Linked DNA regions of Homo sapiens: region 2 is linked to region 1. The links are chromatin loops, found by intact Hi-C in ENCODE. Cell type or tissue: heart left ventricle. All regions are shown on one strand. Each heading gives the region's core, and the rest is flanking DNA. Links, peaks and the distances in the headings are about the cores only.

What was found. Peaks named below come from ENCODE experiments on the same cell type or tissue, not always from the same donor. Only the 100,000 strongest peaks of a DNase experiment are listed, where the experiment ranks them.
Region 2: it touches region 1 in a loop (4-fold over the local background); 3 of 110 quality-filtered maps call a loop at or near these places.

What each region holds. Positions count from the first base shown.
Region 1 is chr5:55,686,225-55,696,724 of GRCh38, reverse strand. The region is part of intron 3 of SLC38A9 (solute carrier family 38 member 9); the gene reads left to right. Among named protein-coding and RNA genes, the nearest start is that of SLC38A9, 21 kb to the left of the region's middle. RefSeq lists an enhancer at 977-1,507. In heart left ventricle, for the core only: a CTCF peak has its summit at 4,710 (motif pointing right); no DNase peak of the experiment used is centred there; H3K4me3 peaks cover 419 bases; H3K27ac peaks cover 752 bases.
Region 2 is chr5:55,516,224-55,518,723 of GRCh38, reverse strand. The region is part of intron 1 of PLPP1 (phospholipid phosphatase 1); the gene reads left to right. Among named protein-coding and RNA genes, the nearest start is that of MIR5687, 8.5 kb to the right of the region's middle. In heart left ventricle, for the core only: no CTCF peak of the experiment used is centred there; no DNase peak of the experiment used is centred there.

The sequences.
Region 1 (10,500 bases), core at 3,512-6,011:
TCCGGGAGGGAGGTGGGGGGGTCAGCCCCCCGCCTGGCCAGCCGCCCCGTCCGGGAGGTGAGGGGCGCCTCTGCCCGGCCGCCCCTACTGGGAAGTGAGGAGCCCCTCTGCCCGGCCAGCCGCCCCGTCCGGGAGGGAGGTGAGGGGGTCAGCCCCCCGCCCGGCCAGCCGCCCCGTCTGGGAGGGAGGTGGGGGGGGTCAGCCCCCCGCCCGGCCAGCCGCCCCGTCCAGGAGGTGAGGGGCGCCTCTGCCCGGCCCGCCCCTACTGGGAAGTGAGGAGCCCCTCTGCCTGGCCAGCCGCCCCGTCCGGGAGGGAGGTGGGGGGGTCAGCCCCCCGCCCGGCCAGCCGCCCCGTCCGGGAGGGAGGTGGGGGGGTCAGCCCCCCGCCCGGCCAGCCGCCCAGTCCGGGAGGGAGGTGGGGGGATCAGCCCCCCGCCCGGCCAGCCGCCCGTCCGGGAGGTGAGGGGCGCCTCTGCCCGGCCGTCTCTACTGGGAAGTGAGGAGCCCCTCTGCCCAGCCAGCCGCCCCGTCCGTGAGGGAGGTGGGGGGGTCAGCCCCCCGCCCGGTCAGCCGCCCGGTCCGGGAGGGAGGTGGGGGGGTCAGCCCCCCACCCGGCCAGCCGCCCCGTCCGGGAGGGAGGTGGGGGGGTCAGCCCCCCGCCCGGCCAGCCGCCCCGTCCGGGAGGGAGGTGGGGGGGTCAGCCCCCCGCCCGGCCAGCTGCCCCGTCCGGGAGGTGAGGGGCGCCTCTGCCCAGCCGCCCCTACTGGGAAGTGAGGAGCCCCTCTGCCCGGCCAGCCGCCCCGTCCGGGAGGGAGGTGGGGGGGTTAGCCCCCCGCCCGGCCAGCCGCCCCATCCGGGAGGTGAGGGGCGCCTCTGCCCGGCCGCCCCTACTGGGAAGTGAGGAGCCCCTCTGCCCGGCCACCACCCCGTCTGGGAGGTGTGCCCAACAGCTCATTGAGAACGGGCCAGGATGACAATGGCAGCTTTGTGGAATAGAAAGGGGGGAAAGGTGGGGAAAAGATTGAGAAATCGGATGGTTGCCGTGTCTGTGTAGAAAGAAGTAGACATGGGAGACTTTTCATTTTGTTCTGTACTAAGAAAAATTCTTCTGCCTTGGGATCCTGTTGATCTGTGACCTTACCCCCAACCCTGTGCTCTCTGAAACATGTGCTGTGTCCACTCAGAGTTAAATGGATTAAGGGCGGTGCAAGATGTGCTTTGTTAAACAGATGCTTGAAGGCAGCATGCTCATTAAGAGCCATCACCACTCCCTAATCTCAAGTACCCAGGGACACAACCGCTGCAGAAGGCCGCAGGGTCCTCTGCCTAGGAAAACCAGAGACCTTTGTTCACTTGTTTATCTGCTGACCTTCCCTCCACTATTGTCCTATGACCCTGCCAAATCCCCCTCTGTGAGAAACACCCAAGAATGATCAATAAAAAAAAAAAAAGAAATGGTCTTAACATGAATGTGTAAAATCTATATGAGAGAAACTAAAATGCTTCTGACATAAAATAAGATTTAGAGGATTTCATAAAATCTGAGATGCTACTGATTATAAATTGCATATTAAAAAAATTTAACACTAAGAAAAACTGCTGCCCATAACTCTGATGCAATAACCTCTTAGGACTTAGAGTTTTTGTTTTGTATTTACTGCAAGAGCTCTTGGGCCACGCACGGTGGCTCATGCCTGTAATCCCAACACTTTGGGAGGCTGAGGTGGGTGGATCACTTGAGGCCAAGAGTTCCAGACTAGCTTGGCCAACATGGCAAAACCTGGTCTCTACTAAAAGTACAAAAATTAGCTGGGCGTGGTGGCGCACACCTGTAATCCCAGCTATTTGGGAGACTGAGGCATGATAATCACTTGAACCTGGGAGGCAGAGGTTGCAGTAAGCCAAGATCGTACCACTGCACTCCAGCCTGGTGATAGAGCAAGACTCTGTCAGGAAAGGAAAGGAAAGGAGAGGAGAGGAGAGGAGAAGGGTGGGGAGCGGAGGGGAGGGGAGGGGAGGGGAAGGGAAGGGAAGGGAAAAGGGAAAAGGGAGAACTCTTGGACTTATGTGATATTTTATCCTATATTTCTTGTGCAATTATAAAAATGAAAATAGAAACAAAGTATATTGATTAAGGTATTACTGACACCTCACATTTAGAATATGATTCTTCTGAATTATTTTTTGATGTAGAGTCATCAAAATAGTTGTTTCCCCCACCACACACACACACACAGAATTGTCCTTAGTGCCATTAAGAACCCTGGTGCTGTAACATTTCCTGAAAAGATTTTCTTCCAGGTCACTGACACTTAAGTTTTGATGCTTGCACTTTCCTGATCTTACCAGAAGATGTCACAAAAGGTTTTCTAACAAGAACATGACCCATCTGTCTTCCTCAAATGGTCCTTAAATGGTTTGTCTGACATGACCACGGATGGCAGTTACCTGTCATGCCATCAGGAATAACTACTATCATATTGTCACTTGCTGACAGTGATTTTTTTTTTTTTTTTTGAGACAGGGTCTCACTCTGTAGCCCACACTGGAGTGTGATGGTGCAATCATGGCTTGCTGCAGCCTTGATCTCCTGGGCTGAAGCAGTCCTCCCACTTCAGCCTCCTGAGTAGCTGGGACTACAGGTGCATGCCACTGTGACCAGCTAATTTTTTTTTAAATTTTATTTTGTAGAGAAGGGGTCTTGCTGTGTTACTGGGGCTGGTCTTGAACTCCTGGGCTCAAGCAATTTGTCCATCTTAGCCTCCCAAGTAGCTGGGACTACAGGTGCACACCACTGCACCTGGCTAATTTTTCAAATTTATTTTTTGCAGAGATTGCATCTCACTTTATTGGCCAGGCTGGTCTTGAACTCCAGGGCTCAAGCAATCCTCCCACCTTGCCCTCCCAAAGTGTTGGGATTACAGGTGTGAGTCACCACGCCTGGCTCTGGCAGTGATGAAAAAGTGTTCTAGATTATGAGATTCATCCTTAATTAGAAGTGTTTAAATATGTATATTAGAATCAGTAAAATATGATGTAATAAAAAGAATTAAATGAGGCATATTCTGCTCTCATTGGGAAGACTCTGAAGATGTCATAGTCTTCAAATTTTAATCCATAAATTTAATGTGATTTCCCCCCTAAAATGCCAGCAGCCTATTCCAAAGTTTATATGGATCAGTAATTTCACTTCTAAGCATTAATTCACATTGTCAAAAATTGTATGTGTACAAGGTTGTGTAATGCAGTATTTTTTATAGTAGTAAAGATTAAAAGCAATCAAAATTTCTTACAGGATTGGATAAATAAGTTGTGGCACATTTATACAATGGAATATTTTTTCCTCTTAAAAAGGAGGTGGCTTTATTACATATCAAAATGGAACAAGTCTTCAACTTATTTTGTTAAGTGAAAAATTGAAGTACAGAGCAGTGTGTATAGTATGCCACCATTTGGGTAAAAATAAATAAATATAATATGTATAAATGAAGTTTTGGGTAGTAAATAGGAAACTGTAAGATGGTTGCCCCCTCAGAGGGAAACTGAGTGCTTTAGGCGGGATGGTGTGGCAGATACTGTTAGGTAGACACCCAACAATTAATCAGCAACCCTACCTATTCCTTAATGTCAACAGAATCCTTATTTTTTTGAGTCACAATGGGTCTTCATCCAAGAGATGAAAGATGGTTGGTTTAAGCTAATCTTGATAATCCTATTTTCATTCGCACATACTTAAGTTTTTAGTCTTTCTTAAAACTAGAGGTGGAAATGTGAAATTTATCACATGAGAAATTTATCATTGTCATTTATAGTGGCCATCAGAAAAGATAATGAAATAAGACTTTTGATTCTTACTTATATAATCCAATGTCAGTAAATATAAGCACTAATGAATGCTGACTTGAATGCTCAGGGTTTTCTTGAAAATTCTAAATTCTGTGATAAATAATTGACCACTGTGACAACAGAATGTAAGTCATTAAAGTGCATTCCATTACAGTAAGTTGGCAGGAGTTCAAACAGTTCTCTGTAAATTTGTTTAACTGCGTAGATTAAATGGCAATATATTTTCTATAATGAAACTTGTTGAAATGAGAGGGAATCAGCTATTTACAATCATGGCATAACTACCTAGGTAAGCATGTTTTAAGAAAGGCAAATATAGAGACTTAGCAGTACTAAATGCTAATTTGCTTGTGGAATAATTTGTTTAGGAAAACAAACTATTTAATGAGAAAAAATGTAAGTACCTTCAAACATTGTTATTTCTGTTAAAATATGGATTACTTCACATTACATATATAAATAAAACTCATCTACACTGTGGGAAAATTATCTTCCATTTGAAGAACCAGATTAGGACAACTATTTCCAAAACTGTAGTCATTTTAGAGTTACCTTATGACTTTGGCAATATCTTCAATAGTACCTGTATAATATAAGTGAATGTTTCTTCAAAAATCTATTTACTTTTTAAAATTAGGGTTAATTTAGCCTCAACCCAGCTTTGTAAAACGATGGATTTGAAGTGTTGTTTATGCTTTTTTTCTAATACGCATTGCATTAAATACCAACTAGTTTAAATAGCATTTATTCTTGTGCTACTTACAATCATCTTACATATTACCATACTTTGAGAAACTGTCTTTGGCTGTCAGAGTATGTCAAGTATATATTTAGATTACTTATCCTCAGTTTAGCTTGTGGTTTTCTATCTCTTCCACTAGGTGGCAATAAAAATCACATAATTTTAATAACTGCTTTGGACTGAAAGTATGATGGTTCGCTTATCCTTTTAGTGGAACTGGGGTCTAACTAAACTTAGGTGGAGGAAGGAGCTTGTTGTTATAGGGGAATAATATATGTCAAGTCATTTGGGGGGCTTTTTCAAACTATGCAGGCCTACTTTTTATTCTGCATACCCCTCCCCCACCAGTTTTCCCCCTGATTTGGGGGTGGAATAAGGAATGTGAGTGGAGGGACAGAAAGGTTTAGAAGTCTCCTATCTTGATATATGTGCTACATTCCATTAGCAAGTACCAGTCTAAGAGGTTACTTTCCTGTTTTTCTCAGACTTTCTGGTAGCCAAAGATAGAACCTGATTTTCAGTATTGCTTGATGTTGCTGCATATTCAGGATTGCTGCTATTCTCGGACTATGCCCTGGGGAAGTTGCCCATCCAGCTAGCCTACAAACAGATTGTGAAATAGTTAATTTGTTTTTGAGCTTCTCTTGTTTTTCAGTCTTTCTCTATCTCTGTTTCCTCTTCTTCCATTTTCCCCAGGGCCTAGGGATTTCATATCCTTCTCTGTATGCCCAGTATTACCCAGGGCAGGAATTCACTCAGACTTAACCCCTTAGGCAATTCTTTGTAAACCATATTTTTCTTCTGCCCCTTATTCACCAGTACTTATCTGTCCTATTCCCTCCAGGGCTCTGTTGTCAGCTTGGTATTATAATGGAAAACAATTGGATATGTCAGAGACTTAGTCTATTACATTTCCATGGCTATTTGCATTTTAACATGGAGAATCCGGTAAATATGAAGTCCTAACCAAAAGTTTCAAGATTTTTCTAACTGAGAACATTTCAGGTGCTCTGATAAGCCAAGTGGGGTACAGGCAGCATTCCTACTGCCCTTCAAACAACCTAGGTATGCTGTGGCACTCTTTTTTATAATGTCCTCTAGCGTGCACATCTGTAAATTGGTCTTTCTGTTTTACCTGTCACTAATACTGTCACTATAGAGCAGCCTAAGTTGACTCTTTTTGGTACTTAAGGTCTTAGGAGAGAGGAAGAAGGAAAAATATATAAGGACAAAGAATTTGAGAGAATAAAAGGATTCTGATGGGATTGTAAATAAGGTCGCAGTCTAACAAGTTTATATTTAGATTTAAGACATCTCTAACTCCACATCTCAGATTGTCCTCTTAGCACTTTACAAAAAGTTCCTTTGGGGAATCTAGTACAATGATATTTACTAAGGCAAAGTGAAGAGTTTATCTATTAATAGGTAACAGTAGATAGATCCTGGCCCAGTGACAGTGATTGGAAGTAATTGAGGCTTGATGGTTTCATAGCTGGGATTATACAGATGTTCAACAAAAGACAGAAAAGTAGTTTTCCCAGGAGGGGTGGTTTCCAGAGTTGTATAAATTATATTTTGAGGAACTTGACATCAGTGTTAAACAGATGGACTAGGACCTTGGTCATTAATCAGTGGCTAGTGCGGATGGCCAACTTGCTAATTGTATTACTTTTATACCCTTCTCCATCCTCTTTCCCTTCCATTCTCTCACACTTGGGCCTCCCTCTCTTCTCTCCAACTTTCCACTGTTACTTTTCCTCAAAGGAACTGTCTTTTTGCTAAACACTTGAAGAGTGTTTAGCAAATCCTGGCCTTAGAGTCAGAGATGCCTTAAATCTAAATACAGGCAAGGCACAGTGGCTTACACCTGTAATCCCAGCACTTTGGGAGGCTGAGGGAGGTGTATTGCTTGAGGCCGGGAGTTTGAGACCAGCCTGGGCAACATAGCGAGATATATGCAAAACTTAGCAAATTTCTACAAAAGCAAAAAAAATCTAAATACAAACTTTGTTAGACTGGGATCTTATTTCTAGTCCCATTAGAATCCTTTTATTCTTACAAATTCATTGTCCTTATATATTTTTCTTTCTTCCTCTCTTTTCAAATAGTTTTGTTTGCTTAATTGCCCTTTTGTATCCATAATTGCTTGCCTGAGTGGCTTCTTTCTTTCCTAGATCAATCTGTTCTAATTGATTTTACTATTTGTTTACTTGCCTGGAAGCTAGTTTTGCTTTATCATCTTTTCTTCCTGTCTCATTATTATTATGATGCTTCTCCACTTATTTTGGGGTGTTCCTGATAAACCCATCATAAGCCAAAAATATCCTAAGTTGAAAATGCATTTAATACCCAGATAAAACCATCATAAAGTCAAAAAATCATAAGTTGAACTGCTGTAAGTTGGGGACTGTATTAGAGAAGCCTGAAGAAAGAGGGAGCCTCGTTGGGTTTGACTGGTACTCGTTAGGGCCAAATCAAAAGTGTGGGTTTTTTGGAGGAAATAATATGAAGGGTTGGGCTAGCATTGTTCTCTGTCTGCTCAATATTGTAACACATCCAAGTATATATTTAGTCAAAAGGGTTTTAGTGTAATAGTATAATTATGCTATAAAAGCAGTAAAACCAATTGCAAGTATATAACAAGAGATTTGAAACTTCTTTTAACAAGCAGACTTAAAACCAAATATTATTGAATTGATGGAGGCACATGAAATGCCAGTGTCTTGTTATAGCTCAGTGGCTGACTATAGGCCAATGATAAGGAATTGGTGTGAAAATTACACATTGAGATTATGCATCTTTGGCTTGCCTGATACTTTTTTTAGTCTCATTCTGAAATTGTCCCCGAAGTCTATTACATAGCTTTTCTATGCCTTATTTTAAGTTAGGAGATATGTTTTCTGTAAAATCATATTGGGAATTGTTTTGGTGCTATACTTATAAAAAGCCCTGGTTCATTTGCTAGAACATCATGCTTCCTTATTTTTTCTACTTCAGTAGTTTATAGTTTATCTTGGTATATTATCACTACTTCAACTAAGGTTATTTTTATCTTTGTTTAGTGTATACAGATCTGACCTGATACTTATTCTAACACTAGCTTTTTAAAATAACACTAGTTTTTACTTATGTCTATCAAAACTTCTGCTTTTTTATTTACCTATACTTCATATACAGAATGGCTTCTAGTTTTACTTCTCTTAAATTGTCTTATTAATTTCAAATAGAGGCAAGCATTGGCCTTCTTTATTATGTCTTTGAGTGTAGCTATGCCTGGGAATTTACATGTTAAAATACAATTTCATTATGTTATTTTCATTTCTTTCTCTTTTCTATTATAGTGAGAGTTATTTTTATTTTTTAAAAATTATGTCTCTAGGTAGTTATATATTTTCTATTTTATTAAGGCTAGTAAATGGGGTATTAAAAATAATTGCTTAAAGAGGTCATGCCCTAGGGCCGGGCGCAGTGGCTCACCCCTGTAATCCCAGCACTTTGGGAGGCCGAGGCGGGCGGATCACGAGGTCAGGAGATCGAGACCATCCTGGCTAACACAGTGAAACCCCGTCTCTACTAAAAATACAAAAAAATGAGCCGGGCATGGTGGCGGGCACCTGTAGTCCCAGCTACTCTGGAGACTGAGGCAGGAGAATGGTGTGAACCCGGGAGGCAGAGCTTGCAGTGAGCCGGGATCGGGCCACTGCACTCCAGCCTGGGCAACAGAGTGAGACTGTCTTAAAAAAAAAAAAAAAAAAAGAGATTATGCCCTAATTCATACATTGCTGGTGGGATTGAAACATGGTACAAAGACAAGGATGCCCTCCCTCACTACTCCTATTCAACATAGTATTGGAAGTTCTGGCCAGAGCAATCAGGCAAGAGAAAGAAATAAAGTTCATTCAAATAGGAAGAGAGGAAGTCAAACTATCCCTGTTTGCAGATGACGTGATCCTATATCTAAAAAACTGTATCGTCTCAGTCCAAAAGCTTCTTAAGCTGATAAGCAACTTCAGTGAAGTCTCAGGATACAAAATCAATGTGCAAAAATTGCTAGCATTCCTATACACCAACAACAGTCAAGCCGAGAGCCAAATCTCGAATGAACTCCCATTCACAATTGCTACAAAAAACTAAAATACCGGCCGGGTGCAGTGGCTCACACCTGTAATCCCAACACTTTGGGAGGCCAAGGCGGGCGGATCATGAGGTCAGGAGATTGAGACCATCCTGGCTAACACAGTGAAACACTGTCTCTACTAAAAATACAAAAAATTAGCCGGACATGGTGACACGCACCTATAGTCCCAGCACTCGGGAGGCTGAGGCCAGAGAATCTCTTGAACCCAAGAGGCGGAGGTTGCAGTGAGCTGAGATCACGCCACTGCACTCCAGCCTGGGCGACAGTGAGACTCTGTCTCAAAATAAATAAATACATAAATACATAATAAAAAAATAAAATACTAGGAATACAGCTAATTAGGGAAGTGAAAGATCTCTACAAGGAGAACTACAAACTGCTGCTCAAAGAAATCAGAGATGACACAGACAAATGGAAAAGCATTCATATGCTCATAGATAGGAAGAATCAATATCATTAAAATGGCCATACTGCCCTAAGCAATTTATAGATTCAATGCTATTTCCATTAAACTACCATTGACATTCTTCACAGAACTAGAAAAAACTTTTTTTTTTTTTTTTTTTTTTTTTGAGACGGAGTCTCGTTCTGTCGCCCAGGCGGGAGTGCTGTGGCGCGATCTCCGCTCACTGCAAGCTCCGCCTTCCGGGTTCACGCCATTCTCCTGCCTCAGCCTCCCGAGTAGCTGGGACCACAGGCGCCCGCCACTGCGCCCGGCTAATTTTTTGTATTTTTAGTAGAGACGGGGTTTCACCGTGGTCTCGATCTCCTGACCTCGTGATCCGCCCGCCTCGGCCTCCCAAAGTGCTGGGATTACAGGCGTGAGCCACCGCGCCCGGCCTAGAAAAAACTTTTAAAAATACATATGGAGCCATAAAAGAGCCTGAATAGCCAAGGCAATCTTAAGCAAAAAAAAAAAAAAAAAAAAAAAAACAAAGCTGGAGGCATCATGCTATCCAACTTCAAATTATATTACAGGAGTACAGTAACCAAAACAGCATGGTACTGGTACAAGAACAGACCCACAGACCAATGGAACAGGATAGAGAACCCAGAAATAAGACCGAACACCTACAACTATCTGATCTTCAACAAACCTGACAAAAACAAGCAATGGGGAAATATTCCCTATTGAATAAATGCTGCTGGGATAACTGAGTAGCCATTTACAGAAAATTGAAACTGGACCTTTTCCTTAACCATATACAAAAATTAACTCAAGATGGATTAAAGACTTAAATATAAAACCTAAAACTATAAAAACCCTGGAAGACAACCTAGGCAGTACCTTTCAGGACACAGGCACAGGCAAAGATTTCATGATGAAGATGCCAAAAAAATTGCAAAAAAGGAAAAATTGACAAATGGGATCTAATTAAACTAAAGAGCTTCTGCACGGCAAAAGAAACTATCAATGGAGTAAACAGACAACCTACAGAGTGGAAGAAAATTTTTGCGAACTATGTATCTGACAAAGGTCTAATATCCAGCATCTATAAGGAAGTTAAACACATTCACAGGAAAAAACAACCCCATTAAAAAGTGGGCAAAGAAATGAATAGGCAGACACTTCTGAAGACATATATGCAGCCAACAAGCATATAAAAAAAGCTCAATATCACTGATCATTAGAGAAATGCAAATCAAAACCACAATGAAATACCATCTCACACCAGTCAGAATGGTTATTATTAAAAAGTTAAAAAGTAACAGATGCTGGTGAGGTTCTGGAGAAAAAGGAAGGCTTATACACTGTTGGTGGGAGTGTAAATTA
Region 2 (2,500 bases), core at 1-2,500, 170 kb after region 1:
ATAAGGGGCTATTTTGAGCAACTGCAGTGGACTTGTGGGAGATCAATTATAAACTTAGCCTGGCTAAGAATGGGGTGAGTGTTACTGTCAGCATAAAATAGGAAAAAGTTGAAGACTGAAGTATTTAGAAAGTAGTAATATAGGAAAATGATCCCTGACACAAAGTAGTGTAGGCCTCCTGCCTGGCTTTGGTTACATATGTTTCTTCTGGTAAAAGAGGAGGCAAAGATGAGAGTAGGAAAAGGAAAATTAAAAAATGAAAAAAGGCCGGGCGCGGTCTCTCATGCCTGTAACCCCAGCACTTTGGGAGGCTGAGGCCCCAGCTGGGTGTCAATTTTTTTTTTCTTATCAACATTATAATGAAATGAGGTTTTTTCAAGGACCTGCTGTATGAGACTAACCCAGAGTAATTTTTCAAATTACCTGATTTAATGAATCAGAATTTCTAAGAAATAGCTGGATAATCTACATACTTAAGCATCTCAGGTGATTCTTCTCATTAGGGAGATTTGGGAAATTTCTAGATGAGTGCTTCTCTAGAGTTAATGTGCATAGGAATCACCTGGGATCTTGTTTATAATGCAGTCTTAGGGCTGGGTGCGGTGGCCCATGACTGTAATCCCAGCACTCTGGGAGGCCGAGGCAGGCGGATCACGAGATCAGTAGTCTGACCAACATGGTGAAACCCTATCTCTACTAAAACTACAAAATTAGCTGGGTGTGGTGGCTCACGCCTATAATCCCAGCTGCTCAGGAGGCTGAGGCAGGAGAATGACTTGTACTGGGAGGCAGAGGTTGCGGTGAGCTGAGATTGCGCCACTGCACTCCAGCCTGGGCAGCTAGAGTGAAACAATGTCTCAACAACAAAAAAGAAAAAAGTAGATATTGCTGGTAGCTCTGTTTTTGCCTTTCAGGAGCACTTCTGAAGAGAATGAGGCTTTTTTGAGAGGAAGGAGGATTAATCATGAGGACATGCTTTGGAAGGCCAGAGTTTGCTGTCCCGTAAAGAGATTGTGGTAGAGATTTTATTTTCAGTTGGATTAAGTCTAGAATCACATTGATAGTGATTTACATTGCCTGAAGTAGGGAATTTGCTCTTTAGGTTGGTCAATTAATTAGGTCCGTATTCTAGATTTGCTAGAAAAAGGAGCAACTCACTTGAAGAGCTTTGTGGTGGTTGCTCTTATTTCATATCCTCACATGTTTCATGATTAAGGATGAAAATTGGGCCTGGTGTTGTAGCTCACACCTGTATTCCCAGCACTTTGGGAGGCAGGGGTGGGCAGGTCGCTTGAGCCCAGGAGTTCAAGACCAGCCTGGGCAACATGGCAAAACCTTGTTTCTACCCAAAAAAACAAAACAAAACAAAATTAACTGGGCTTGGTGGTGCAGGCCTGTAGTCCCCAGCTAACTTGGGGGTTGAGGTGGATCACCTGAGCCTGGGAAGGTCAAGGCTGCAATGAGCTGTGATTGCACCACTATACTCTAGCCTGGGCGACAGAGTGAGATAGGGTCTTGAAAAAAGTAAAAAAAGAAATATTTGATTTGAAAGATAGCATAATTTGGTTGAATATTTTGTAAATTAAAGTTGTAGTAAAAGCAGAGGAGTTTGAAATTTTGGACTGTCAAATAGAATTGTAGCAGAAGTGTTATAGTTGCTATGAGGCTAGCCATAGACATATTTTAGTGAATTATCTGACTTATAGTGAATTATAGGAGACTTTAGTGAATTATATGAGATAAAGACATATTAATACTTTCTGCAATAAAGAATGTAAATGGATACTATTTGAATGGGCTACCATTATGTTTATGTAAGCTATAATTACCCAAAATAACAGGGAAACAGTGTTGTACCTTTTAAAAGAGCTTAGAATGCTAGGATGATTCTTACCTTGCAATTTCAACTGCAGATTTTGTATTTTATTAAGACACGAAACAAATTTCCATTCATTTTTACTAATATGTAGATATTTTGCAGAATTCTTTTGTGTTCATGGGATACATAAAGTTTGAGTATGGACATTGGAAGCATACAGGTCTGAGTTTGAATCTCAGTTCTGTCACCTGTTGCTTGGGTAACTCACCTGAGTTCACAGCTTTAGTTTATCTGAAAAGGACTGTGTCTTAATCTGTATGTTCTCCTTGGCATGTGGCCCAGTCACCGTTACATAGTGGGCATTTGTTTATTCCACAAATGTCTGTTGCTCATATACTGTGTGCCAAGCACTGTCTTAGGTAATAGAGATACAAGTAATCATACAAATAAATATGAAAAATGAACCAATAAGTATTGTGAAGGAGAAGTATGGGTGCTATGATAGTTTATAATAAGGGGTCTAAAAAAAAGGAGGATGAGGTAGCTTTTAAAAATGATTACTTTGGCTGCAGGGTAGAATGATAGATTAGAGCTAAGAAATAATGGATTTAGGGAGATCAGTTAGGAAGCTGCTGTAACAGTCCAAGTGAGGCAGGCAGTGAGACTAAAGAGGTGGTGGTG